Linked DNA regions of Homo sapiens: region 2 is linked to region 1. The links are chromatin loops, found by intact Hi-C in ENCODE. Cell type or tissue: Caco-2. All regions are shown on one strand. Each heading gives the region's core, and the rest is flanking DNA. Links, peaks and the distances in the headings are about the cores only.

What was found. Hi-C counts contacts between places; a loop is a spot of excess contacts. Peaks named below come from ENCODE experiments on the same cell type or tissue, not always from the same donor. Only the 100,000 strongest peaks of a DNase experiment are listed, where the experiment ranks them.
Region 2: a loop joins it to region 1, with 2.4 times the contacts of the local background. A loop is called at or near these places in 4 of 110 quality-filtered maps.

The regions. Positions count from the first base shown.
Region 1 is chr4:158,326,083-158,329,017 of GRCh38, forward strand. No RefSeq gene overlaps it. Among named protein-coding and RNA genes, the nearest start is that of TMEM144, 120 kb to the left of the region's middle. In Caco-2, for the core only: no CTCF peak of the experiment used is centred there; a DNase peak (open chromatin) is centred at 1,649.
Region 2 is chr4:158,267,351-158,270,285 of GRCh38, forward strand. No RefSeq gene overlaps it. Among named protein-coding and RNA genes, the nearest start is that of TMEM144, 58 kb to the left of the region's middle. In Caco-2, for the core only: a CTCF peak has its summit at 1,385; no DNase peak of the experiment used is centred there.

The DNA of each region.
Region 1 (2,935 bases), core at 252-2,751:
TGTTGTCATAAAATATGTATGCATTCAAAATTAAGCATCCACAATTTATCTAAGTAGTTATATGCTACTATATTTTCACAACTGTATCTTTTATTGTTTTAATCCTCCACAATTTCTTATTACATTCTACTGTTAAATACCATTATTTTTATAGTAGGGAAAAAAAGCAATAACATGATCTGTGCTGCCACAGGCTTTCTTCTAATGGCTCCTGATACAAAGGTACAAAATTTTCTTCATGGTCTGCCTAGGAGTGAAATCACTGGGTTGTGTGGTATACAAATGTTCCACCTTTCAAGATAATTTCCAATAGTTTTCCAACATGATGGTACAACTCTCCTTTTCAATGGAGTTTGATTGTGAAATACATGGAGAGAGTGAGTTAGTGCCAGCATATGATACAGGCCAATGTCAGTATAAGCAGAAGCCCTAAAGTAGGGAAGAGAATGCTGTTCCTGAAAGATGCAGAAATAGCAACGTCAGAGATCCAGAGCTATTGCTAGGTCCTGAAGATAGTCCAGTTGCTAAGGCTGGCAATGGGTAGGACTTCCAGTAATGTGTTGCATAGAAATGGTGGTATTCAGCATTGTTTTCTCCTTCTCAATCATAGGAGGAAAGCTTTTATTATTTTACCATAAAGTGTGTTATTTCTTGTAGGTTTTTTCCTACATTAAAGAAGTTCCCAGTGAATACTAGTTTCGGAGGACTTATTTTTTGAGTCAAAAAATGGATATTGGATTTTATGAAGTGCTTTCTCTGCGTCTATCAAGATTATTGTAGTTTTTCTCTACTTTTTGCCACTAATGCGGTGAATTACTTCATTTTTCATATATTAAAGCAACATTGCATTCCCAGAATACACCTAAATTTGTTGTGTTATTTTCTTGAGGATTTCTGCATTTATATATATATATGAGACAAACTAGATTTCAATTTTTCTTTTTTGAAATCTCCTATACAGAGTTTGATATCAATGTTACACTGGCCTCATAAAATGAATTGGATGTTTTCCTTTTTTCCTACTTTTGGGGAAATTGTGTTTAAGGTGTTAATGAGTCTTCCTTAAATGTTTGTTAAGACTTTATTATTGAGTTCTTCTGGGGCTGGACTTTTCTCTATTGTTGTTTTTGCTGTTGTTTTATTATAGACTAAATTTCTTTAACAGAAAATAGACTTATTCAGATTTCCTGTTTTCTCCTATATCAGATTATACATTTCACCTAAATTTTCAAAGGTATTGCAATAAAGTTGTACATAATATCCTCTTATCATTTTAATGTATGTAGAATCATGATGTTGATAATATTTACCTTCTCTTTTTCTTTTATCAGTCTTGCAAGATATTTATAAATATTATTAGTGATACAGGAGTTAAGAAGAAATTAGGCAGATAGTGAGGGTAAGAAAGTCCTGGGTAAGGTTTTCCATTTAATGAAAGCAGCCCCAAATTATCGTCTGTTCTAACAAAGAGCTGCCTGTAAAATTGAGCTGCAGACATAGATGCTGGCAGTTGTGCCACTCACGTTCAAGAAGGCAGCTCCACCTTCCCTTCTCTTTGTCAGCCACGTGTATTGTAAGGAGCAGACAAGTTGGCCCAGGTCAACTGGAAACCCATTTGCATAATAAAGTTAGGGTGGGGTAGCCAGCCTTCCCTGTGCAATATGTAAATGTCATACCTGATCGAACCAATCTGTAAGCCCTATGTAAATCAGACACTGCCTCCTCAAGGCTGAAGATAAAGTCCAGCACAGCCGCCACCAGCCCACCTTTAATCTTGGCAGTCTCCCTCTCTCACTAGAGAGAGAGCTGTTTTCCTTTCTCTTTCTTTTGCCTATTAAACTTCTGCTCCTAAACTCCTCCTGTGTGTTTATGTCCTAAATTTTCCTGGCACAAGACGACAAACCCCAGGTATTTACTCCAGACAATGTAGCCACTTCATTAGTACTAACTTTCCTGGTGTATTTTTGTTTTCAATTTCTTTAATTTTTGTTCTCAAATTTTCCTTTATTCTAGAATCTTTTAGTTTAATTTGCCATTTTTATTCTAATTTTTTGAGATGAATACCTCCATAATAAATTACCAGACTTTCTTCTCTTGCAATATATGCATTTAAAACTATAAGTTTTCCTCTGAGCACTGCTTTAGCTGAATTCCACAAGTTTTTATGTGATAGTTTCATATTATAGTTTTAATCATGATTTTTGCTTTGACATGTGGATTACTTAGAAACGTAAAATCTTCTATCATTCAGGGATTTTTTCTCATTGTATTTTTGTTATTTATTTCTAACAATTTTACTATGACGATAGCATATACTTTGTATGATTTAACATTTGCGAAGTTGTTGCGGCTTACTTTGCTGTCCAGCTATACATAATGTTGTTGTATTCCATGTAAACTTGAATATAATATGTATAATACAATTGCTGAAGGTTATGTTCCAGCAGCATGTTTTATACACACATACATACATGCACATAGCAAAGTAAGCTAGCTGTGTTCTAAATTTCTGTGTGTCTGCTGATTGTTTTCTCTGTTGTATCAGTTACTGAGACAGGTATATTAAATTCTTCTATGATCATGGTCTTGGCAATTTCTTCTTTTGAGTCCGTCAATTTTGTTCTACATATTTGGACACTACGTATACGAATTTAGGAGTGTTATACATTTCTGGTGAATTGTATCTTTCATCATTTGAAATATTTCCCTTTATTTTTAGTAATAATCCTTGCCTTAAAGTTTACATTATCTGTTATTAGTATAACTCTGTAAGCTTTCTTTCTGTTGGTGTTTGCATAGAATGACTTTCCATTTTTTTACTTCCATTTTTTATTGGTGTTTTCACAGAAAGACTTCCCATTTTTTACTTTCAATTTTTCTATGCCTTGTATTTAAGGTGTATTACTTGTTAGTTTTATTTTAATACAATCTAACA
Region 2 (2,935 bases), core at 129-2,628, 59 kb before region 1:
ATATACAGGCCTATTCAGGCCTATTAAATACATATATAACATTCAAATATATCAAATAGATATTCAAATATTCATATCTATTTCTTCTTGTGTGAGTTGTGGCAGATTATATCTTTCAGGGAATTAGCTATTTCATCTAGGTTATCAAATTTGTGGTCATAAGAGTTGTTCATATTATATTCCTTGGTATCCTTGTAATGTCTATAGGCTCTGGAATTATGTCTTCTCTTTTATTTTTAATATTGTGTCCTCTTTTTCATAATTAACATGGCTAGCCACCTATCAATATTATTGATCTTTCAAAGAACCAACTTTTTCATTGATTTTCTCTATTGGTCTTGGGACTTCTTTTTTTATTTTTCATCTACCTGGGTTAAGTACTTAATTCAATATTCCATATTTTAGTAAATGTGAGTACTTAGAGCTATTAATTTTTCTACAAATATAGTTTTAGACAAGTTATTAGTTTTGGTGTATAGAGTTTGTTTTCATTTTCTAGATAGTCTGCATTATTAGTTTTAATATCCTGCTTTACACAGGAATAATTAAGATAGCATTTAAAAAATTCCAGGTGGCTGGAGATTTTAAATTTTTACTTTTGTAATTTCTATTTTTCATATAATTAATATATTTTTATTTATTTAAATGTATTGAAACAGCTTTTGTGCACTAAGATAAATTTCTACAAATGTTTAATGGAAGCTTAGAAGTAAGGTTATATTAAGTGTTCTTAGATTATTAAACTTAGGACATATCTTTTAACTTTGTTCATTGTCTTTTTCACATGCTTTAAACCAAACTTTTTTCAATTTCATCTGTCAGTTAATATTTCCTGAATTTTTAAATTTGCTTTTGTATTCCCTGTAGGTTTGCTTCTTGAATTTTTATATTGTATTACTTAGTCTAGAAAGATTAATCCCAATTAGATCTTCAATACAGAGGCTAAATTATGCTACATTATCAAGTAATCCCAGAATCACAGCAGTTTACTCAAAAAGTCCATGTGTTCCTTAGGTTACATGTCCTTTGAGGTTTAGTTACACCTTGTTCCACATCTTCATTCTGGGACCAATGTTGAGGGAGCAACTTTCATTTGACACATTCTATTCTTAAGGTAGAGGGAAAAGAGAGAAGGCAGAACCATGTGATAATGCTTGAAATGTCTGTTCTAAAGAGGCACCATTATTTCCACTCATTTTTCTTTCACGGATCAATGCAAGTGTGGTTGTCAACCCTGACATCAGTGGGGTAAAACATATATTTATTCTGCAGGGACAGGTGAGTAGAGAGGTACCTGGTGGGAAACAGTCCAATAAAGAGGCACAACAACTGTTTTGCCTTTAATACATAATTAAAAGGACAAAAACAGCTGTCTTTTTTAGCAGATGTGAGCTCCCTCTAGAGACTCCTAGAAAAAGTGTGTCAGTGAATTTTAAAAGATCAGGACGAGCATTTCTCTGGAATACCATCCATCAGAGCCAAAGAGATCCTGTTTATATGATTGGCCTAGGGGAATGCTGAATATACTGAGCTAAGTCCATGTGAAGACTGTGTCCATCTTCCCTACTTTCATAAAGGATGACTTATTCTTAGGGTGACTATATTCTTTATCACATGGACTGGGATACTCTTGAGAACAAAGGGGAGTACTCTTGATAATTATATTGGACCAACAAGTAAGCCTTAGCTGATCAGGACCTATAGTCACTCTACTTATATGTCAATACCATAGATTGTAATAATTTTTTTATATTTTAATGTATTGATTCCCAGGCATGGGGTACCTTCATCGGACTCATCAAAATTCTAGAGAGCTGTTACAAGTACAGCTTCCATGGACCTTATCTATAGAATTAAAATCTCCAGGAATATTTGTGGCAGAGTGCATTAACATCAAAGCATTCAATGTTCCTCCATACCAATCACCTCCACTTCTGGCCACTCCTGCAGGAATTTTGTCCTTCCTACCCCACTATGAAGTTTAGCCATATGACTTGCTTTGATTGATGGAACGTAAATAGAGTGAAGTCTAGTCATAGCATAAACTATACGAGCCATTATGGGTTCCCCTTGTCTCTGTTTTCCCTCCACCAGGAAGATCAGCAATGTTTTTGATAAGGGCTACTCCTTTAGCCTTGGTCCTTGGGGCTCAGAAAATGATACCCCAAAATGAAGGACTCAGAGGCAAAGTTTCTTTCTCATCCTCCCCTGCCTTTCCATCTCTCACCCTTCCTTCTCCCCTGAGGCAAGCCACGGAAACTAGAATTCCTCTTCACCAAGACAGGTCATAGAAACCAGAACCCCTTTTCCCCAAAGCCAGCCATAAAAATTGGAGTAAAGGTTTCAGTAAAAATATTACTCCAACCTTTCCCAACCTTTCTGTGTAAAAGCTGGCCATAAAGAAATTAAATCCCTTATTCCTGAGGGGTCCCACCCCATACCAGGAAGGAAGAAATGCTGCACAAAGAGACCAAGAAGAATCTAAACAGGCGGGCCTTGCCGAATTTCCCCACTTTGTCTCTTCACGTTAGATTGTACCCCTGTGTTCAGTCGCATTTCTACACAACTGTCCATACTTCTTTGAAACTAAGCATAAAAATAGATAGTTTTCCCTGTATCTTTGGGTCTTCATTCTGAAGGCTCCTGTGTCAATGCAAAGCTATACTCCAATAAATTTGTCATGCTTTTTTTTGTTAACCTGCCTTTTGTTACAGAGGTGTTCGCCGTGACCGTTACAATGAAGAGGAAAGAGATCATCCCCTTTCTACTCCTACATCCCCAAGTGAAGAGGACATGGAGTACAGCCACAGCCACACTTAAAGGGCATGTAACATGAACAAAAATAAATGTTTGTTGTAAGCAATTACAATTCATGATGCATTTATTTCTATATAATAACCTGGTAGGATATGTCTGTATGTGATTTGAAAATCCT